Regions from separate parts of the Homo sapiens genome. Here region 1 is linked to region 2. A link is an interaction called in ENCODE POLR2A ChIA-PET data of the cell type or tissue named here. Cell type or tissue: OCI-LY7. All regions are shown on one strand. Links, peaks and the distances in the headings refer to the core of each region. The heading gives the core; the rest is flanking DNA.

The links. Peaks named below come from ENCODE experiments on the same cell type or tissue, not always from the same donor. Only the 100,000 strongest peaks of a DNase experiment are listed, where the experiment ranks them.
Region 1: POLR2A ChIA-PET joins it to region 2 with 13 read pairs; 10 of 35 experiments call an interaction of 5 or more read pairs at or near these places.

What each region holds. Positions count from the first base shown.
Region 1 is chr6:43,089,684-43,102,531 of GRCh38, forward strand. The region is part of intron 1 of PTK7 (protein tyrosine kinase 7 (inactive)); the gene reads left to right. Among named protein-coding and RNA genes, the nearest start is that of PTK7, 20 kb to the left of the region's middle. RefSeq lists enhancers at 1-537, 538-1,132, 6,276-6,375, 6,846-6,915, 6,956-7,045 and 1 more. In OCI-LY7, for the core only: no CTCF peak of the experiment used is centred there; a DNase peak (open chromatin) is centred at 6,988; H3K4me3 peaks cover 1,463 bases; H3K27ac peaks cover 1,320 bases.
Region 2 is chr6:42,993,029-43,003,477 of GRCh38, forward strand. The region is part of intron 2 of PPP2R5D (protein phosphatase 2 regulatory subunit B'delta); the gene reads left to right. Among named protein-coding and RNA genes, the nearest start is that of PPP2R5D, 14 kb to the left of the region's middle. In OCI-LY7, for the core only: no CTCF peak of the experiment used is centred there; no DNase peak of the experiment used is centred there.

The DNA.
Region 1 (12,848 bases), core at 3,963-8,962, 95 kb after region 2:
CCTCTACCCCAGGGATCCAGGCCTCTTACCGGAGGAGTACTGAGGGGAGGGGGCTAGGCTGGGTCCTGGAACAGCCCTGGAGACCTGTAGGAAGGTCTCTCTCTCTCCTATCCCCCCTCCCCTTTAGCAAAACTTCTTAGAACAAAAGGCTGTTATTTAATAAACACCTGCACCCTGTTTTGATGGAGTGTCCTGAGCTGTGCCATGGACTGGGAAAAACAGGGTGGGGACCTTGTCCTTTGTTACTGCCTATGTAAGAGGCTGGGGTGCTCTCAGGGGTTGTACAGCCTCCTGTGTCTTTCCTTACCCTCTTTACCTTTGCCTGAAGGGCCTTTGAACATGGCTTGAGAGATCCTGCGGAAGCCACCAAGCCAGCTTGCTCTGTCTCCAGACAGCAATTTTAGGCGAGTCTCTACTTGGGCCTTTCCAAGAGACTCCCTTTTCCAGGCACTGCACAGCTGCCGCTGGTGACCCAGAAAGGGGTAGGAGAGCGTGGGCTCAGCCTAGCCTTGGTGCAGGTGGCACCGCTCTCTGCCCCTTCCCACTCTGCCTGGATCAAAGGAGCCTCCTCAGGGAGCAGGAAAATACTTCTCCCAATAGCCCCACCAGTGAGTAAACAGCCGGGGCCTCTTGCAGCTTTTGAAGCTGGTGCTTCAGGCCTGGAGGAATGCAGAACATTTCATTTTAGGGGTGGACTTAGGTTTCCACTGCTGTCGGTATTTGCAAATTTGAAACAAATGCCCTCATTTAGCAGCAGGCAGGCTGAGCAGTAAACTGGGGCTGTTTAAGGGCGTTTATGATGGTCACAGGTATTTGTGGAGAGAGGGACCCCAGCAGGTTTGGGAAAAGATAGAGGGTTTATGGTTAGGTGGGTTGTACAAAGACCCTAGCCAGGTCTCCAGTGGAGGTTGTTGTTAGGTGGGCTTTGTCATACAAAGCATTGCTGCCTCCTGCTCCCCCAGGAAGTATCTCCTTCTGGCAGACAAAGGTTTGGGATGGTGTTTATCCTCAGGCTCTGATGCTCAGGGCCTTGTCCCTCCCGCTTGGTTGCCAAAGTATCAGATTTCCAATGAATCCTTCCTTCTTCTACTCCCAGGACCTGAAAGGCTCGTTAAATGTGCTTTATATATAACAAGTTGGCTGAGAGGTTCCCCCCTCACTTCCAGCCAGTTTTGTAAGGAAGGAGCTAGGGAAACCTGTTTTCTTTTTTTTTGTTGTTGTTTCTGGAAGTAGGACCTGTGAAGGTGCACTTGAAGAAAGACCCTGATTTTAGGGATCAGCCAAGTCAGGGTTATTTGCCTCTGATGGGTCAGCCTAACCAAGAAGGATCTGTCTGAAGCCTGGCTGCCCCCTCCTTGCTCCCCGCTTCCCAGGGAAATTCAGAAATCTGTTCAGGAACTGACTTCTGGCTCCACAGCTTACTGGCTGAGAGACCTTAGTTTACTTCACTTCTCTGAGCTTCGGTTTCCTCTTTTTTTTTTTTTTTTTTGTTTTGGAGATGGGGTCTCACTCTGTCGCCCAAGCTGGAGTACAGTGACGTGATCTTGGCTCACTGCAATCTCTGTCTCCTGGGTTCAAGTGACCCTCCTGGCTCAGCCTCCCAACTAGCTGGGACTACAGGCCCACACCACCATGGCTGGCTAATTTTGTATATTTTTGTTTTAGTAGAAATGGGGTTTCACCATGTTGGCCAGTCTGGTCTCCAACTCCTGACCTCAGGTGATCCACCCACCTCGGCCTCTCGAAGTGTTGGGATTACAGGCGTGAGCCACTGCGCCTGGCCGGTTTCCTCTTTTGTAAGATAGGAATAATAATACCAGTCTCGTTAGAGTTCTTGCAAGAGTTGAGTGAGATGGTACTGCATTTCATTAACTCTTAGATGTTTTTTCTTTTCACATTTGCACATCTTTGAAATTGGGATGTAACTTATAATTAATTACGGTAGTCACCCCTTATCTGTGGTTTCATTTTCTGTGGTTTCAGCTACCCATGGTCAAAAAATATTAAATGGAAAATTACAGAAATAAACAACTTACAAGTTTTAAGTTTTATGCCATTCAGAGTAGCATGATAAAATCTCTTGATATCCCACTCCATCCCGCCCAGGACATGAATCATCCCTTTGTCCAGTTTATCGAATGTCAGGGTATCAGATGCTTGGGTTCAAGTAACTCTTTTTTTAATTTATTTTATTTTTGAGATGGAGTCCTGCTCTGTGGCCTAGGCTGGAGTGCAGTGGCGCGATCTCAGCTCACTCCAACCTCCACCTCCCGGGTTCAAGTGATTCTCCTGCCTTAGCCCCCTGAGCAGCTGGGATTACAGGCACGTGTCACTACGCCCAGCTAATTTTTGTATTTTTAGTAGCGATGGGGCTTCACCATGTTGGTCAGGCTGGTCTTGAACTCCTGACCTCGTGATCCACCCACCTCGGCCTCCCAAAGTGCTGGGATTACAGGCGTGAGCCTCTGTGCCCGGCCTACTGTGCCTAATTTATTTATTTGTTTTTTAGAGATATGGTCTTGCTCTGTTGCCCAGGCTGGAATGCAGTGGTGCAATCATGGCTCACTGCAGCCTCGACCTCCTGGGCTCAAGTGATCCTCCCACCTCAGCCTCCCAAGTAGCTGGCACTACAGGTGTGTGCCATCACGCCCAGCTAAATTTTTGTAGGGATAGGCTCTTGCTCTGTTGCCCAGGCTGATCTTGAACTCCTAGACTCAAGCAATCCTCCTACTACCTCAGCCTCCCAAAGTGCTGGGATTACAGATGTCAAGTGCCTAATGTATAAATGAAACTTTATTGTAGGTATGTATATATAGGCATAAAACATAACATTTGGGGGTTGTTACTACCTGAGGTTTTAGGCATCCACTGGGGGGTCATAGAACATATCCCCCCCAGGATTGGGGGGACTACTGTATATAACATTGTGCCTTAGTTCAACTAGTACCACTTTGTCCTCTTGGTGCACATAAATAATGGAGCATCTTCTAAATTCAGTATATGTGAAGGACTTAGTCTGTGATACTGTGAATGCTCAGTAAAAGTTGGCTATAACTGTGATGGTTATCTGTGGAGGTTATAACTGTGATGGTTATCTGTGGAGGTTATAACTGATGGTTATCTGTGGTAGTTATAATTGTGATGGTTATCTGTGGTGGTTATAGCTGTGATGGTTATCTGTGATGGCTATGACTGTGATGCTTATCTGTGATGGTTATAACTGTAATTTACAGGCCTAGTTTTGCTTCCCATCTACCAGTAACTTTCAATAAAACCTGTTTTCCTTTTAGTCTGGCATGTAAATAACAAATGATGCTTAAGGCATAAAGCATCATGCTAAGTATTGTATGCATGTGTGCATGCTGATGGCAGGGGGGCGGGGTGACTTTAAGTCTTTATAAGGCAAGAGATGTTTACAAGAGGAGGTAGGTGTCCCTAACAAGGCAGACAGTCTATCTATTATGGAAAGAATACAGTGACTCTCTAATGATAGGATCTCCTTTTTTTTTTTTTTTTTTTTTTTGAGACGGAGTTTCACTCTTGTTGCCCAGGCTGGAGTGCAACGGCACAATCTCAGCTCACTGCAATCTCCACCTCCCAGGTTCAAGCGATTCTCCTGCCTCAGTCTCCAGAGTAGCTGGGATTACAGGCGCCCACGACCACGCCCGGCTAATTCAAAGTCTCCATTTTGAAAGGCTGAGCTGGGGGACACTGGAGGTTCACTCCAGGAATGGATTGCTGGTAGGTGAATCAAGACAGAATCTGGAGAGAGTGATTAACAAGACAAGGATACAGAGAAGACCAAAGAGAGGCACACAGTAAATGTCAGGAGCTCAGAGGATGGAGACCTGGGTCAGGCAGGCAGGAGACGGACAGGAGATGCTAGCGTTTTCTTCCCCAGCAGCACACTTGTGTGGGGCTGATTCTAACTTTGTGGAGACAGCTGGTTGCCATCCATTCTATTTTGTGCTACCCAAGCATTGCTGAATGCCATTGTCACTGGTAAAGGGTCATGACTGTGAGTGTCTAGGTTCTTTGTGTTTTGAACAAAGAATTGGACAAAACCCCCAGCAAAGCAAAGAAAGAATGAAGCAACAGAAGAACGAAGGCAGGGATTTATTGAAAATGAAAGTACACTCCACAGTGTGGGAGCAGACCCAAGCAGCGGCTTAAGGGCTGGGATACAGAATCTTCCTGGACCCAAATACCCCCTAAAAGTTTCCCACTGGCCACTTCATGCAAATGTCATGCTCCTGTGCAAACATCTCATTGGTTAGAAAAAGCAACCAGTCAGAGGCTAGGGTGAAGTTAAAGTTATACTTCTACGCAAAGGAAGACTGGGCCAGCAGTCAGTCTGATTGGTTGTGGACAGCAACCATTCAGAGGCTGGAGTAAAGTTACAAAGTTGCAAACGAAGACAGGATTCGCACTCAGTATGATTGGCTGCAGACAGCCAATTTCCCATCTGCCTGGCAAAAAAGTTCAAAGGGAGTAGTAGCCTCTGCTCTTTTTGTTACTTAGGCCTGGAAAGTAGATAGGGCTTTCATTTCAATTTAGTTGGAGGACGTCGGTGTGAAACAGCCTTAGATTCCCTGCCTGCAGACCCTGTTCTCCTGCCTCACCAGTTTTCCCCCTTCAGTCACGTTGTAACTTCCCAAAGGCTAAGGAATTCTTTTTTTGGTTGCTTTCTGGTTCATTTGATGGTGGGGTGGTTTGGTTATGGGGTTTATATGGTAGGTGAAGAGACAAAGTTGTGTCCCTTTTGTATGAATATCAAAAGCAAATTTTTTTTTTTTTTTTGAGACGGAGTCCGTCTCGTCGCCCAGGCTGGAGTGCAGTGGCACGATCTCGGCTCACTGCAAGCTCCGCCTCCTGAGTTCACGCCATTCTCCTGCCTCAGCCTCCCGAGTAGCTGGGACTATAGACGCCTGCCACCATGCCTGGCTAATTTTTTATTTTTATTTTTCTGTATTTTTAGTAGAGACGGGGTTTCAGCGTGTTAGCCAGGATGGTCTCGATCTCCTGACCTCGTCATCCGCCCGTCTCTGTCTCCCAAAGTGCTGGGATTACAGGCATGAGCTACTGCGCCCGGCCACAAAATTGTTTTTTAAAATAGATTGCTGGCCAGGCCACGGTGGCTCACCTGAGGTCAGGAGTTCAAGACCAGCCTGACCAACATGGTGAAACCCTGTCTCTACTGAAAATACAAAAATTAGCCAGGCGTGGTTGTGGGCACCTGTAGTCCCAGCTACTTGGGAGGCTGAGATAGGAGAATTGCTTGAACCGGGAGGCGGAGGTTGCAGTGAGCTGAAATCATGCCACTGCGCTCCAGCCTGGGCTACAGAGCGAGACTCTGTCTCAAAATAATAATAATAATAAATAAATAAATAAAAAGGCCGGGCGCAGTGGCTCACGCCTGTAGTCCCAGCACTTTGGGAGGCTGAGGCAGGCGGATCACCTGAGGTAGGGAGTTCGAGACCAGCCTGACCAACATGGAGAAACCCAGTCTCTACTAAAAAAAAAAAAAAAAAAAAAAAAGTTAGCCAGGTGTGGTGGCGCATGCCTGTAATCCCAGCTACTTGAGAGGCTAAGGCAGGAGAATCGCTTGAACCTGGGAGGCGGAGGTTGCAGTGAGCCAAGATTGTGCCATTGCACTCCAGCCTGGGCAACAAGAATGAAACTCTGTCTTAAACAAACAAACAAACCAAAACAACAACAACAAAAAAACCCACAGTAGATTGCTGTGTAGATGCGTGTGTCAAGCCTTCTACCTGTTCACTTCTGTAGGCTTAAGCACTTTACCACATATGGGTTTCGGAAAGCATTCTTTCTGCGTTGTCACTGAGGCCCAGGAAGGAAAGGGGCCAATTTATGGAAGGCAAGAACTTAAGAGTCCCAGGGGCTAGGAGACTCAGCCCCTCGATTAAGGAATGCTCTTCTCCGCTTCGGTTGGCTTCCTATGAGAGTGTTTTGAAGAATAAGGTATTGTATAATAGATGGTGTGCCTTAAATGATGGGGAAGAACAGCATTGAAATGTTCTTCCTGATTGTTTTAAGAAAATTGCAGTGCTCTTTTTCTAAAAGATGGATGTACAGCTAAGGGCATTTTTGATGCAATACAACTTATTTTTGGAGGCCCTCTAAGATACAATGAGAAACTTTTTTCTGTTGGGGAGACTGATCTTGTCTTCATTGTCCTGTGAGGGTTGAAAGGGACCATGGTTTCTTTTAAACCAAGTCAACAAATACTTCAAAGCCCTTTTTATATCTAATGCAGCTACACAGATATGTGTAAGCTCTCAGTAGTCCTGAGTTCAGCCAGTTGCCTAGTTTGGGTCTAATGCCCTCCGATTCCATATTTGTATCCACAACCAAGAAAGCCTAGAGAGAGCCTGCATGGACCTCTGTGGGTCTCCCGCCAGCGGCTGGCCTCTCGGGTGAAGATGTGGCAGCTGAATTAACAGCTGCCTGTTCTGGGCCAGGCCTGCTATCTCAGCCTCGGGGAGAGGTGTTGATCAGGCTGACAGGGCAAGAAATCCCCCTGAGCCTCAGGTTGGAGAGAAATTAGTTAAAAGTTGCTCTCAGACTCCTGAAAAACTGCTTTCAGTTTTTGCTGCCAAAACAGAACTTCGAAAACGGTGTAAATTGGGTTCTTCACACTGTCTCCGTTTTTGTCACTTCCTTGCAGTTGGTGAAGGAGGACCGGGATCCAAGGGAGCTTTGCGGGTTCTCTTTCTGAGTTCCTCTGGAACCTGGCCTCAGGTGAAGGGGAGGTGGGGGTGGGTGGTGACCGGACAAGCCTTTGAGGTGCCTGGAACTAAGCCCCATTCCTTAGATCAAATAAATACCTTTTGTTTTTCCTGCTCACACTTTCCTCTGCCCTGGAGCCAGAGTCATAAAGAGGTGGAGATGTGAAGGTCTGCACCTGGTCGCTGGGGTGGTAGGTGGGATGGAGAGCTTCCCTTGTGCTCTGCACTTCCTGCCTTTTGCTGCTGCCCTGGGTGTGCAGGGGTCTGCCTGGGCTAGCCTGGGCACCTGCGGCTGTGCTGGGCCAGCCTGCCTGCCTGTCCGGTAGGGCCCTGCCTGAGCTGGGCTGTCAGCAAGCTGGTGAAACCGGCTGCACAAAGACGGATTTCACTTCAGGCTAAGTGTTTTGTTGCTGAATCATTTGCATTCATTAAAAGTAGTGAAGGGTGAGTGATATTTAAGGCAACATGACCAGTTTGCTGGGGGCCTGGAGGCCGCTGCCTTAGAACCTCATTAAGAATTCTTGGGGCCGTGGAGAGCAAGGGAGCAGCTCATTCAAAGCTTGCTTAACTTTTGACTGCCTTGGGCATAGGCCAGCTACTAAAATATGAAAAATGTTTGCCCAGCAGCCCCCAGAGCTTGGCCAGACTGCCCTGGCCAAAGAAAACACACACTTACAATTCATTATTTAGCCTCCTCCTGCGCGGTTGCTTGCATTTCTTCCTCTCCAGGGACCTTGCTGAGTTGGGGGCACCAGGTTGGGTGGGGGGCAGGAAGGCCCCTGCATCTTTTAAAGGGAAGCTAAACCTGAAGCCGGTGCTGTCTGTACTCCCTCACCCCATCCTGCCCCCACTTCCCTGGTTTATTTCACCAGTGCCCTACTGGTGGACTTCAGGTTTGTTTCAGAGGGTTTCCTATTTTAAACAATGCCACCACAAATATCCTTGTACCTGTCTTTGTCCTTGTGCTTGTATATCTGTAGGACAAATTCCTGGAAGTGGAGTTGCTCTGTCAAAGGATATGAACGTGTCAAAATTACATAGACGATTTTGTATTTGTTATTTTTGTGGAGAGGGAGATTATAGCTTTCATCAGATTCTTAACAGGTCTATGACCAAAAAAGTTTCTGAATCACTGCTCTGCAGTGGGCCTGTGAAATTTGCACAGGATAATCTATAAATATTGGTAAACATAGTTCAAATGCGGGGCATTGCTGGGTTGACCAGATAATTTGTCATCCAAACATCCCCACCTCCATGATTACTAAATATGCCGAGATGGCCAGATAACCCAGGGTTGTTCAGGTAACTGGCAGTGTGGGAGCCCAGTGCCCACTGGAAATCTTATCCCTGATCTCTGAGACTGTGTTCTCTGTTCACCACCAGTTAGCGCTGAATTAGCTGCTGCTTTCTGTTTTCCATTTTATCAGGTATGTTCTTTTTGTTGCCTACAACTCGATGGTAAGGTTGATCCAGTGGGTCAAAGTCTTGTCCTTGGTTTTCCCACACAGCCTAACCCTGCCTCAGCTGCCCAGTGGTAGCTCAAGACGTTTTTGGATTCCAAAGACCAGAATTCAGTTGAACTTTTCTGAACTGTGTTTATTCATCTGTAGAATGGAAATGATAATATCCGCCTCATGGGTTACGGTGAGGGGGTGAGGGTCTAGTGAGGTGTGTGTTGCAAGGGTTGCTGTTGTGGGAAGTGAGCTTGAGAGACATTCAGCATGAGCCCCCAACTCCTCCTCAACATGGACTTTGGGGGCCCTTAAGGCACTGCTTGCTGCCTAGCTTTGTTTATTCTTCTTCTCCATTGGTTAGTATGCCCTTCACTGCTCTCAAATCTATTCCCTCTCCTTTAATTGCCTAGTCCTGGGCTTAGTTCACGTCCTGTCATTTCTCTCTTGGAATGCTGCTGGAAAAAAGAAGCAAACTTTTTTTTTTTTTTTGAGACAGCCTCGCTCTGTCGCCCAGGCTGGAGTGTAGTGGTGCAATTTCAGCTCACTGCAACCTCTTCCTCCTGGGTTCAAGCAATTCTTCTGCCTCAGCCTCCCAAGTAGCTGGGATTACAGGCGCCTGCCACCATGCCTGGCTAATTTTTGCATTTTTAGTAGAGATGGGGTTTTGCCGTGTTGTCTAGGCTGGTCTCGAACTCCTGACCTCAGGTGATCCACCCGCCTCAGCCTCCCAAAGTGTTAGGATTACAGGAGTGAGCCACCGCGTCCTGCCAAGTCAAGATTTTTTAAAAGTAGTAAACGGTATGCTACTAGAATTGAAAAGCAAGAAATATGCTTTGCAGATCATAAGAGGTGAAGAAACTAAATAAAATCATATTTACAACAAAGGAAGCATTATAATATTAAAATGTGAAACAGATAAAAGCAAAGACAGATATATCAGTCATGATGATAAATTTCAGTGGAATAAGTCTCCAACTGAAATGGAGTTTAGATTGAATAAGAAAGTTTCATGTTCTTTACATAATACAAACCTAAAATAATGGCAAAGTTTGTTTTATTCTTTTTTCTAACTTTAGGCCAATAGATTAATTTATTTTCATTTATTTCAGTCTCATTTTTTAGGAAATAATTTACGATTATTAATTTTCTTTTGAATACAACTTTGAAATTAATAAATTTGAAATTAAAAATATAAAATAGATAAGTCATTTAGGATCCAGTACTTAAAAAAAAAAGGAAAAAAAATGTGACTTTGGCAATTCTAATGTAGAAAAATAAAAGGACAATAGGTAAAACAAAGAAAAAAAAAGAGGCTTTAATTTCATTCATAGCTTCCCAACTATTTTTCCTTTTTTTTTTTTTTTGAGATAGGGTCTCACTCTGTCACCCAGACTGGAGTGCAGTGGCACAATCATGGCTCATTGCAGCCTCGACTTCCCAGACTCAAGCAATCCTCCCACCTCAGCCTCCTGAGTAGCTGGGACTACAGGCAAGCACCACCATGCCTGGCTAATTAAAAAAATTTTTTTATAGAGTCAGGGTATCACCATGTTGCCCAGGCTGGTCTCAAACTCCTGAACTCCAGCAGTCTGCCCAAAGTGATGGGATTACAGCCATGAGCCACTGCGCCTGGCCCACAGCTATTTCTTGAGTACATTCTAGGTACCCAGTAGGTACTAGGGATATAGATAGAGCAGGGAATGGGATGAAAAAATTCACTGTCCCCAGAGAGCTTACCATTTAACAGAGGGCTACCATTTAAGGAAATGTATACTAATAATTAGATTTGTGATCATTGTGATAGGAAAATATTTTAATATTTATCGGGGTTACCATGTTTGGTGCTATGCTAATAAATCTGTGCCAGGGAAATATAATGACTGAAATTTATTAAAGAATCTGGCTGGGGGTGGTGGCTTACACTTGTAATGCCAGCACTTTTGGAGGCCGAGGCAGGCAGATCACTTGAGTGCAGGAGTTCGAGACCAGCTTTTGAGACTCCATCTCTTTTTTTTTCTGAAATGGAGTTTCACTCTTGTTGCCCAGGCTGGAATGCAATGGCACGATTCTCCTGCCTCAGCCTCCCAGGTGTCTGGGATTACAGGCATGTGCCACCACGCTTGGCTAGTTTTTTGTATTTTTAGTAGAGATTTAGGGATTACAGCTGTGAACCACTGCACCTGGCCTGAGACCCTGTCTCTTAAAAAAAAATCATGACTGGGCATAGTGTCTCAGGCCTGTAATCCCAGTACTTTGGGAGGCTGAGACGGGCGGATCACGAGGTCAAGAGATGGAGACCATCCTGGTTAACACAGTGAAACCCCGTCTCTACTAAAAATATGAAAAATTAGCTGGGCGTGGTGGCGGGTGCCTATAGTCCCAGCTACTCAGGAGGCTGAGGCAGGAGAATGGTGTGAACCCAGGAGGCGGAGCCTGCAGTGAGCTGAGATCACACCACTGCACTCCAGCCTGGGTGACAGAGCGAGACTCCATCTCAAAAAAAAAAAAAAATCATTAGGGTTTTTTTAAAAAAAAATGATAGACATTACTACTTGTAACTTTTTTTTTAGTCATATTTGAAAAAGTAGAAAATTGAACTGTAATTTGATTTTTTTCAAAGATGTCTGTTAAATCTGTTTTGATTTTATATGCATTTTTGTCTTTATAGTTTAAAACTGATTTTTTTGGGAATACAGCTGAAGTTCCCAAATACTTTATAGGAGTTTATGAGATATCTTTAATTTGGCCGTGTCCAATTTATATAATTTCCAAAATACTGCAGATTGTGAACAGGGCATTATACAAGATCACGGGGGAAATCCTATATTCAGAGTACTCTACAAATTTGTGTGTATGTGTTTGTGTGGTTACCAGAGAACTACCAAAAACCAACTGCTTTTTAAATCCTGCTGTGTAGTTCAAGTGTCTTGCCTTGACCAATCTAATGAGTTGATTAGCTGGTCCTTAATACTTAACTAAATGAAAAACTAAGCAGATGTGAAAAAAAAAATTAAAATGACTGGATAGACAGTAACTCTTAAAAACGATTGAAAGATAGTTGTATCACTGGGTGCGGTGGCTCACGCCTGTAATCCCAGCACTTTGGGAGGCCGAGGCGGGCAGATCACTTGAGGTCCAGAGTTCGAGACCAGCCTGATCAACATGGAGAAACCCCGTCTCTACTAAAAATACAAAATTAGCCGGGCATGGTGGCGCATGCCTGTAATCCCAGCTACTCCGGAAGCTTGAACCCGGGAGGCGGAGGTTGCTGTGAGCTGAGATCGCACCATTGCACTCCAGCCTGGGCAACAAGAGCGAAGCTCTGTCTCAAAAAAAAAAAAAGAAAGAAAGAAAGAAAGAGGCTGGGCGCGGTGGAAAGAAAGAGGCTGGGCGCGGTGGCTCACGCCTGTAATCCCAGCACTTTAGGAGGCAGAGGCGGGCGGATCACAAGGTCAGGAGATTGAGACCATCCTGGCTAACATGGTGAAACTCTGTCTCTACTAAAAATACAAAAAATTAGCCGGGCGTGGTGGTGGGCACCTGTAGTCCTAGCTACTCGGGAAGCTGAGGCATGAGAATGGCATGAACCCGGGAGGCAGAGCTGGCAGTGTGCTGAGATTGCGCCACTGCACTCCAGCCTGGGTCACAGAGCAAGACTCCGTCTCAAAAAAAAAAATAAAAAAAAAAAGAAAGATAGTTGTATCAAATAGTTTTGAGGGAAAATTTTGAAAAATGTTGAAGAAGTAGAGCCTGTAAATGCTTTGTAGAGACTGTCACAGAGCCAAGGAACAGATGGACAACAGCCTGTGTGTGTCACAAAGTTGATATAGCTTTGTTCTCAAATGCTGACAGTGCAGAAAACCACACTACTTAGAAACGTTGGTGTAAAAGTCTAATATAGAATACTTGAAAATTAAATCTAACACTATGATAAACGGTAATGTGCCATAAACAAGTAAAGGATGTATTCCCAAAAATGCATGGGTGGCTTACCCTTTATAACTCATCAACATAAGACGTCAGAGGTGGCTGGGCGTGGTGGTTCACGCCTGTAATCCCAGCACTTTGGGAGGCCGAGGCGGGCAGATCATCTGAGGTCAGGAGTTTGAGACCAGCCTGGCCAACATGGTGAGACCCCGTTTCTACTAAAAAAAATACAGAGTGCCACTTGACCCTCTGTGTCTTGCAGTTGATTGGTGTGCTTGCCTCCAACTCTGGAGGTGGGTGGTTCCAGCCCGTTCTTGGGAGCATCTCTTGGCCAGGTGAGGTGGCTCATGCCTGTAATCCCAGCACTTTGGGAGGCCGAGGTGGGCGGATCACCTGAGGTCAGGAGTTTGAGACCAGCCCGACCAATACAGTGAAACCCCATCTCTACTAAAAACCCAAAAATTAGCTGGGCATGGTGGCGGGCGCCTGTAGTCCCAGCTACTTGGGAGGCTTAGACAGGAGAATTGCTTGAACCCGGGAGATGGAGGTTGCAGTGAGCCAAGGCCGTGCCACTGCACTCCAGCTTGGGCAACAGAGCAAGACTCTGTCTCAAAGAAAAAAAAAAATTAGCCGGTTGTGTTGGCGGGTCCCTGTAATACCAGCTACTTGGGAGACTGGGGCAGGAGAATTGCTTAAACCCAGGAAGTGGAGGTTGCGG
Region 2 (10,449 bases), core at 5,222-10,221:
GCTCACACCTGTAATCCCAGCACTTTGGGAGGCCGAGGCGGGTGGATCACCTGAGGTCAGGAGTTCAAGACCAGCCTGACCAACATAGTGAAACCCTGTCTCTACTAAAAATACAAAAATTAGCCAGGCGTGGTGGCACATGCCTGTAATCCCAGCTACTAGGGAGGCTGAGGCAGGAGAATCGCTTGAACCCAAGAGCCGGAGGATGCAGTGAGCCGATATTGCACCATTGCAACCCAGACTAGGCAACAAGAGCGAAACTCCGTCTCAAAAAAAAAAAAAAATACAAAAATTAGCCGGGCGTAGTGGTGGCGCACCTGTAATCCCAGCTACTGGGGAGGCTGAGGCTGGAGAATTGCTTGAACCCAGGAGGCGGAGGTTGCAGTGAGAGGAGATCGTGCCATTGCACTCCAGCCTCGGTGACAAGAGGGAAACTCTGTCTCAAAAAACAAAAAACAAACAAAAAAAGAAATACATTCTCTCTCAGCTCTGGAGGCCAAAAGTTGTAAAATTAGTGTCGGCAGGGCCATGTCCTTCTGAGGTTCTAAGGAAGAATCTGTTCCACATCTCTCTCCTAGATTCTGGTGGCTTTTGACAATCTTTGGCATTCCTTGTAGATGCATCACTTTAATCTCTGCCTCTGTCTTCACACAGCATTCTCCTCCATGTGTCTCTGTCTCTGTCCAAATTTTCCTCTTCTAAGGACACCAGTCATATTGGACTTAGGTTTCACCCCAATCCAGTATGATCTCATTTTAACTTGATTACATCTGCAAAGACCCTGTTTCCAAGTAAGGTCACATTCACAGATTCTAGGTGGACATGAATTTGGTGAGGGGAGGGGGTAGGGGACTGGATACTGTGCAACACTATGTACCAGGCACTGTGCTAAGTACTTTGCATACATTGTCTCATTTAACCTTCACAATACTCCCCTGAGATTCCTTTATTATTATTATTCCCATTTCACAGATGAAACTGAGGCTTAGAAATGTTAACTGGGCACAGTGGCTCACGCCTGTAATCCCAGCACTTTGGGAGGCCGAGGAGGGCAGACCACCTGAGGTCAGGAGTTCGAGACTAGCCTGGCCAACATGGTGAAACGCTGTCTCTACTAAAAATACAAAAATTAGCCTGGCATGGTCCAGCTACTTGGGAGACTGAGGCAGGAGAATTGCTTGAACCTGGGAGGTGGAGGTTGCAGTGAGCTGAGATTGTGCCACTGCACTCCAGCTTGGGGGAGAGAGCAAGACTCTTGTCTCAAAAGGAAATGTTAAGTAGCTTTTATTCAGCCAGTAAGGCAGTAAGGCAGAGCTGGAATTCAACCCAGGTCTGTGTGACTCTGGAGTCTCTTGTGGTCTTGAATGAAGTGATACTGCTGGCTCTAAGATTCTAGAAGTGAATCCTAGAATGGAAAGGAGCCTTGGGAGATCAGGTGAGACCCCACTGACCTGCCTCTGCAGGTAAGGGTCTTTCTTGATCTGTCCTTGGAAAAAAAAATTCAATGTCCTCACGCCTGTAATCCCAGCATTTTGGGAGGCCGAGGCGGGCGGATCACCTGAGATTGGGAGTTAGAGACCAGCCTGGCCGACATGGTGAAACCCCATCTCTACTAATAATACAAAAATTAGCTGGGCATGGTGGGGCATGCCTGTAATCCCAGCCTGTTATCCCAGCTACTCGGGAGGCTGAGGCATGAGAATCGTTTGAACCTGGGAGACAGAGGTTGCAGTGAGCCAAGATCACGCCATTGCACTCCAGCCTGGGCAACAAGAGCAAAACTCCATCTCAAAAAAAAAAAAAAAAATTAATGTCATAGACTCCTCTACGTGCTGAGCCCTGTCCTGAGTCTGGGAGTAGGGACAGAGGGAGGAATAAATTTTCCCACACTTCAGCTTGTCCTCTCTGAGGCCAGAGTTGTTACTCTAAAAACCTTCTTGGTCTTATCAGTCCTCTACTTAAAAACCATTTTTGGCATCTCACTGCTTACAAGTTAAAATCCAAACTCACTAGCATGGCACCCTCAACCCCTCTGAGCTGGCCCCACTCTTCTTCTAGCACCAGTCCTGCCTTTGTGTCCCACCGAACTTTTTCTTTCTTTTTTTTTTTTTTTTTTTTTGGAGATAGGGTCTCACTGTGTTCCCCAGGCTGGAGTACAGTGGTACAATCATGGCTCACTGCAGCCTCAACCTCCTGGGGCTCAAGGGATCTTTTCCCCTCAGCCCCCTGAGTAGCTGGGGCTGCAGGCACGAGCCACTGTGCTCAGCTAAGTTTTGTATTTTTTGTAGAGATAGGTTTCTTATTATGTTGCTAAGGCTGGTCTCGAACTCTTGGACCGAAGCAATCCTCCTGCCTTGGCCTCTGAAAGTGCTGGGATTACAGGTGTGAGCCACTGTGCCCTGCCCAACTTCCTATCTTCTGATATGACAACCCCTTTATGACTCAGGGTGCTCACAGATGCAGTTCCACTGGCCCGGACTGCTTTATTTCTCCTGTGTCTTTTTTTGCCTATTAAACTCATGTTTATTCTTTTTTTTTTTTTGAGACGGAGTCTCGCTCTGTCGCCCAGGCTGGAGTGCAGTGGTGTGATCTCAGCTCACTGCAACCCCTGCCTCCCAGGTTCAAGCGATTCTCCTGCCTCAGTCTCCCAAGTAGCTGGGACTACAGGCACTCACCACCACGCCCAACTAATTTTTCTCCTTTTTTTTTTTGGGTCTCACTGTGTTCCCCAGGCTGGAGTACAGTGGTACAATCATGGCTCACTGCAGCCTCAACCTCCTGGGCTCAAGGGATCTTTTCCCCTCAGCCCCGAGTAGCTGGGGCTGCAGGCACGAGCCTGTGAGAGTGAGACAGTGAGACAGTCTCACTGTCGCCCAGGCTGGAGTGCAGTGGCGCCATCTCGGCTCACTGCAGGCTCCGCCCCCCGGGGTTCACGCCATTCTCCTGCCTCAGCCTCCCGAGTAGCTGGGACTTTCTATTTTTTTTTTTTTTTTTTTTAGTAGAAACGAGGTTTCACCATGTTGGCCAGGATGGTCTCGATCACTTGACCTCGTGATCCGCCCGCCTCGGCCTCCCAAAGGGCTGGGATTATAGGCATGAGCCACTGCACCCGGCCATTTAAACTCATGTTTATTTTTTAAGAGCCAAAAAAGGGGCCAGGCGCGGTGGTTCACACCTGTAATCCCAGCACTTTGGGAGGCCGAGGCGGGGCGGATCACGAGGTCAGGAGATTGAGACCATCCTGGCTAACATGGTGAAACCCCGTCTCTACTAAAAAATACAAAAAATTAGCCGGGCGTGGTGGCGGGCGCCTGTAGTCCCAGCTACTCGGGAGGCTGAGGCAGGAGAATGGCTGAAACTGGGAGGCGGAGCTTGCAGTGAGCCGAGATGGCGCCACTGCACTCCAGCCTGGGTGACAGAGCGAGACTCCGTCTCAAAAATAAAAAAAAATAAAAAAAAAATAAGGGCCAAAAAAGAAAAAAAAACAAACAAATCAAAAGCCACCTCTTCAGGGATATCTTCCCTAATTCTTCCAAGCAGAGTTTACAGCTCAGCCTTCTCTGTTCTTGCATTTTCCTTGTTCAGTTAGCTGCATTTGTGTCTGTCCTGCCTAGTGGACTGTGAGCTCTTTGATGGCAAGGGCCATGTCTTAGTCACCTTTTAATCTTTTTTTATGGTATAGAATTTGCATATAAACTTTTAATCTTTAATGCTTAGCATGATGTTTAGTTAATAATTGAAGGAAGGAAAGAATTAAGCAACACTAGATGGAGCTCTGGATGTCACTACTGGAGAGAAGGCCTCTGATTTTTGGGATTTTAAACTAAAATGATCTTCATTTATTAGGCCAGTTAATTCATTATGCAAAAGAGATATAATATTTAATCTTTGCATTTTTTCTGGTAATTGTATGTTTCATCTTTCTCTTATATTAAATACTTTCTATAGTGCTTAAATTATATTGTTATCTCTTTGTTTTTTTATGTATTTATTTTTGAGACAGACTCTTCCTTTGTTGCCCAGGCTGGAGTGTCTTGGCTCACTGCAACCTCTGCCTCCCGGGTTCAAGTGATTTTTGTGTCTCAGCCTCCTGAGTAGCTGGGATTACAGGCGCCCGCTACCACGCCCGGCTAAATTTTGTATTTTTATTTATTTTATTTATTTTTATTTATTTATTTTTTGAGACGGAGTTTCGCTGTTGTTTCCCAGGCTGGAGTGCAATGGCGTGATCTCAGCTCACTGCAACCTCCGCCTCCCGGACTGAAGTGATTTTCCTCCCTCAGCCTCCTGAGTAGCTGGTATTACAGGCATGCACCACCACATCTGGCTAATTTTGTATTTTTAGTAGAGATGGGGTTTCTCCATGCTGGTCAGGCTTGTCTTGAACTCCTGACCTCAGGTGATCTGCCCACCTCAGCCTCCCAAAGTGCTGGGATTACAGGCGTGGGCCACTGTGCCTGGCCGTTTTTATTTTTATTTTTATTTTATTTTATTTTTTGAGATGGAGTTTCGCTCTTGTTGCCCAGGCTGGAGTACAATGGCGCGATCTCAGCTCACTGCAATATCTACCTCCCGGGTTCAAGCAATTCTCCTGCCTCAACCTCCCAAGTAGCTGAGATTACAGGCGCCCGCCACCATGCCCTGCTAATTTTTGTACTAAAAGTACATTTTGTACTAAAAGCTAATTTTGTATTTTTAGTAGAGACAGGGTTTCACCATGTTGGTTAGGCTGGTCTCCAACTCCTGACCTCAGGCGATCCGCCCACCTCAGCCTCCCAAACTGCTGGGATTATAGGGGTGAGCCACCATGCCCAGCCAACTTCTGTATTTTTAGTAGAGACGGGGTTTTGCCATATTGTCCAGGCTGGTCTCGAACTGTTCTCAAGTGATCTGCTGCCTTGGCCTCCCAAAGTGCTGGGGTTACAGACGTGAGCCGCCATGCCAGGCCCCTATCTCTTTATTTATATTTGAATATTTGGGTTTTATTTATATATATATATATATATATATATATATATATATATATATATTTTTTTTTTTTTTTTTTTTTTTTTTTTTTTTTTTGAGACGGAGTCTCACTCTGTCACCCGGGCTGGAGTGCAGTGGTGTGATGCTGGCTCACTGCAACCTCTGCCTCCCGGGTTCAAGCAATGTTCCTGCCTCAGCCTCTTGAGTAGCTGGGAATACAGGTGCGTGCCACCACGCCCAGCTAATTTTTGTATTTTTAGTAAAGATAGGGTTTCACCATGTTGGTCAGGCTGGTCTCAAACTCCTGATCTCGTGATCTGCCTGCCTCGGCCTCCCAAAGTTCTGGGATTACAGGCATGAGCCACTGTGCCCAGCGTGGGTTTAATTATTAATGATGGCCGTGTTCGGAATAGGCTGGACCAGGATAGGTTCAGAGTAGGCACGTTTAGTTGGAATTTTCTGAGTATGAGTGTCGTGTGGAAATTCACAGTGCCACTTGATTGCTGGAGGCCTGAATCTAGGAAGGCTTCTTGGAGTATGGATCCTGTTGAGAGTTTGGAAGTGAAAGTAGTAGTACTTCAGGCAGAAGAGATGGCCTCTATGGAGTCCCAGAAGTGAGGGCCAGGTATGGTGGCTCACACCTGTAATCCCAGCACTTTGGGAGGCTGAGGCGGGTGGATTGCTTGAGCTCCAGAGTTTGAGACCAGCCTGGGCAACATGGTGAAACCCTGTCTCTACAAAAACTACAGAAAAGTAGGCCAGGCACGGTGGCTCACGCCTGTAATCCCAGCACTTTGGGAGGCTGAGGCAGGCAGATCACTTGAGGTCAGGAGTTCGAGACCAGCCTGGCCAACATGGTGAAACCCCGTCTCTACTGAAAATACAAAAATTAGCCAGGCCTAGTGGTGCACGCCTGTAATCCCAGCTACTCAGGAGGCTCAGGCAGGCGAATCGTTTGAGCCTGGGAGGCAGAGGTTGCAGTGAGCTGAGATTGCACCACTGCACTTCAGCCTGGGTGGCAGAGTGAGACCCTGTCTCAAAATAAATAAATAAATAGAGTCCCGAAGTGAAACTGGGCAGGACAAAGTAGCGAGTAGAGGACAGATTGGCCAAGTTGCCTTTGGTCAGTGTCCACCCCTGCTTTGATGGCTGCAGAAGCTTCTCAGGGGACTCACTTGCCTTCTACCCCCAACCCAGGTGAATGCACAAGTTAGTGGCTGGGGCTTTTAAGAGAAATGGTTGAATGCCCATGAGTAGTTGACATATCCCCCACCTCCCTCTGACATGCATGTTTCCTAGTGAAGGGTGAATAGACAGCGGATACCTCATTGGGGCTTGGCAGCCAGGGGCTTCGCTGGCAGAAACAGCTGTCTCTCAGATGCTTCTTGTGTCTGGATCTTGGGAGCCAATGGTCCTTATAAACCAGGGCAGCTCAGTGGGGTAGGGGGCAGGGCAGACTAAGCCCATTCAGCTGCTCTCCAGCCACTCTAGCCTTCAATAACACAATGCTAGTGTAGAAAAGACCTTAGATATCAGCTCATTGGGTGGTTTTTATTTTGTTTCATTTGTTTTGTTTTGTTTTTTTCTGAGATGGAGTCTTATTCTGTTGCCCAGGCTGGATTGCAGTGGCACGATTTCGGCTCACTGCAACCTCTGTCTCCCAGGTTCAAGTGATTCTCCCACCTCAGCCTCCTGAGTAGCTCGGATTACAGGCCCCCACCATCACGCCTGGCTAATTTTTTGTATTTTTAGTAGAGATAGGGTTTTGCTATGTTGGCCAGGCTGGTCTCCTGACCTCAGGTGATCTGCCCGCCTCGGCCTCCCAAAGAGCTGGGATTGCAGGCATAAGCCACCATGCCTGGCCATTGGTGGAGCATAAGACCCCCTGTTCTCTCTAAACCTTACCGGAATAATCGTTGGGAAACCACTGATCTAGTCCTGCCACCTCTTTTTTTTTGAGATGGAGTCTTGCTCTGTCGCCCATGCTAGAGTGCAGTGGCGTGAGCTCGGCTCACTGCAACCTCCGCCTCCCAGGTTCAAGCGATTCTCCTGCCTCAGCCTCCGGAATAGCTGGGATTACAGGCGCCCGCCACCACGCCCAGCTAATTTTTGTATTTTTAGTAGAGACGGGGTTTCACCATGTTGGCCAGGCTGGTCTCGAACTCCTGACCTCCTGATCTAGCCACCTTGGCCTGCCAAAGTGCTGGGATTACAGGCGTGAGCCACCACGTCTGGCCACCTTTTTTTTTTTTTTTTTTTGAGATAGAGTCTTGCTCTGAATCCCAAGCTGCAGTGCAGTAGTGTGATTTTGGCTCACTGCATCCTCTGCCTCCTGGGTTCAAGCAATTCTCCCATCTCAGCCTCCTGAGTAGCTGGGGCTACAGGCGTGCACCACCACACCCAGCTAATTGTTTTTTTGCATTTTTAGTAGACTCAGGGTTTCACCATGTTGGTCAGGCTGGTCTTGAACTCCTGACCTCAAGTGATCCACCCGCCTTGGCCTCCAAAAGTGCTAGGATTACAGGCATGAGCCACCGTGCCTGGCTACCTTCTTGTTAGCAGAAAACATTGAGGCCTTCCTTTTCCCTTTCTGGGAAGAATGCCCCTCTCTGGCTGCCTCCTCAGTGTGAGGTGTGTGGAAGTACAGGGTGTCTGCATCTTACCTGGAAGGATGGAGTCTTGTTGTCAGGTTGGCACTGAGCCCCTCACCCTAGTATCACTGATGTTTCTCCTTCAGACTCTGCTCCTAATGCTGTATAGCCCCCTGTTCTGAGGATTCCTGAGTTGGGGCAGGAGAGGAAGAGTCTGTGGGGAGGAGCCTGGGCAGGACCTGAGAGCTTTGGCTCCTGGTCAACCAACCAACCAAACCTTCATTGAATTCCTATTAGGTGTTAGTGCTGGGGGCACCCAGAGGGGTACAAACAGGGTCCTGGCTTTCAAAGGACTTGCCATCTAGTTAGGGGAATGACACATGAAGAGACTAAGAGGTGTCACTAGGGGGTGAGCAGTCACAGCGCCAAGGGAAGAGACAAGTGGTATCAAAAAGAGGGGGTGACACCCAAGGGCTGGAAAGATCTGAGAAGACTTTTTGGAAGAAGGTGGGACTTAAACTGAGTCTTGGAAGATGCAGTGATTTCCTAGGTTCCTGATTTTCTTCCTTTTCTTTTTCTTTTTTGAGACAGAGTTTCACTCTTGTTACCTAGGGTGGAGTGCAATGACATGATCTCAGCTCATTGCCAAGATCAAGCAATTCTCCTGCCTCAGCCTCCCGAGTAGCTGGGATTATAGGCATGCGCCACCTCGCCCGGCTAACTGTATTTTTAGTTGAGTTGGGGTTTCTCCATGTTGGTCAGGCTGGTCTTGAACTCCCAACCTCAGGTGATCCACCTGCCTCGGCCTCCCAAAGTGCTGGGATTGCAGGCATGAGCCACTGTGCCCGGCCAGGATCCCCCATTTTTAAATGAGGATAATGGACTCAACGGAACATTTGAGTTGTGCTAGCATAGGAAGGAGATTCTAGGCTGCATTCCTAAAACCTGGATATGGGAAATAATAGTAATAGTAGTGGTGGTAGTAGAAGGTACCTCTTATAAAATGCTTCTTTAGGGCTGGGCACGGTGGCTCACACCTGTAATCCCAGCACTTTGGGAGGCTGAGGCGGGCGGATCATGAGGTCAGGAGATCGAGATCAGCCTGGCTAACATGGTGAAATTCCGTCTCTACTAAAAATACGACAAAAAATTAGCCGGGCGTGGTGGCACGCACCTGTAATCTCAGCTACTCCGGAGGCTGAGGCAGGAGAATTGCTTGAACCCGGGAGGCAGAGGTTGCAGTGAGCTGAGATTGCGCCACTGCACTCCAGCCGGGTGACAGAGCCAGACTCTGTCTCAAAAAAAAAAAAATGCTTCTTTAGTGCGTGACAGAGCCAGACTCTGTCTCAAAAAAAAAAAAAATGCTTCTTTAGTGCGAGGAACTGTTCATCTCTATCCTTACGATAGTGCTATAAGGTAGGTATGGTTGTCATCCCATTTTGTAGATGAGAAAACTGAGGTGCAGACTTTCTGGATATTACTCAGCTAATAAGTGGCGAGCCAGGATTGAACCCAGGCAGGCAGTCTGGCCCAAGGTGTTATTGAGCACCAAGCTCCACAGATAAGGGTTTGGTTGTTCTTTTTTTTTTTTTTTGATTCGGAGTCTCGCCCTATCACCCAGGCTGGGGTGCAATGGCATGATCTCAGCTCACTGCAACCTCTGCCTCCCGAGTTCAAGAGATTCTCCTGCCCCAGCCTCCCGAGTAGCTGAGATTACAGGCACGTGCCACCACGCCCAGCTAATTTTTTGTATCTTTAGTAGAGGCAGGGTTTCACCATGTTGGCCAGGCTGCTCTCAAACTCCTGACCTCGTGATCCGCCCGCCTCTGCCTCTCAAAGAGTTGGGATTACAGGTGTGAGCCACCGTGCCTGGCCTAGTTGTTCTTAAGGCAGGGAAATGGAGGCCTGAGGCAGAGGAGTGTCTGGATACACACCAAGTGCTGGCCCCCAACCTGCTTTTCTCTTACTACCACTTCCCCCACCCCAAGGTGCAACTCATCTGCCATATGTAGAAAGGGAGACCTCAGACCTCCAGATGCCTTGCCATGTCTAATACACGGGACCCACAGGCTGGACCCGGTGCTCCTCTCCTGTTCTCTCATCCCTAGATAGGTGACAAGTCCACATCATTGTTTTTATAAAAAATTCAGAGGATGCAATTAATAACATTTCTGTCTTCCTTCCCTCCCCCACCCCAGAGGATTTCAAGTTCTTCTATTATTATGGTAAGGAGTAAGAGTTTGGGATGGGAGCTGGAGAGGAGCGGGAGATGGCAGGTATGAGGCCAAGAGGTCACCTTTCCCTTTCCCTGTGGTGAGGGTACCCAGCTGGACATGGCCTCTGCCTAGTCCTATTCTAGACTCTGTTTGGGGGCAAGGGCTGTCCTGTGGTTTAGCTTCTTTCCTCTCCCAACAGGGGGCTGCCTGGACAGTCCAGGAGTACCTGTGGGCAGACAGCCCTGCAAATACCTGTATTTAGACTTCTGAAAATGGACTTCATGGGGCTGTAACACCTGTGTCTGGGAGCTATGCCTTTAAAAAGGGATAGCTTTTAGGCTGGGCACGGTGGCTCACACCTGTAATCCCAACACTTTGGGAGGCCGAGGCAGGTGGATTAATTTAGGTCAGGAGTTCAAGACCAGCCTGGCCAACGTGGAGAAACCCCATCTCTACAAAAAATACAAAAAGTAGCTGGCATGGTGGCGGGTGCCTGTAATCCCAGCTACTCGGGAGGCTGAGGCAGGAGAATCACTTGAACCTGGGAGGTGCAGGTTGCAGTGAGCCAACATTCTGCCACTGCACTCCAGCCTGGATGACAGAGCGAGACTCCATCTCAAAAATAAATAAATAAAATAAAAATAAAAAGAGATAATTTTAAAAATTAGCTGCAT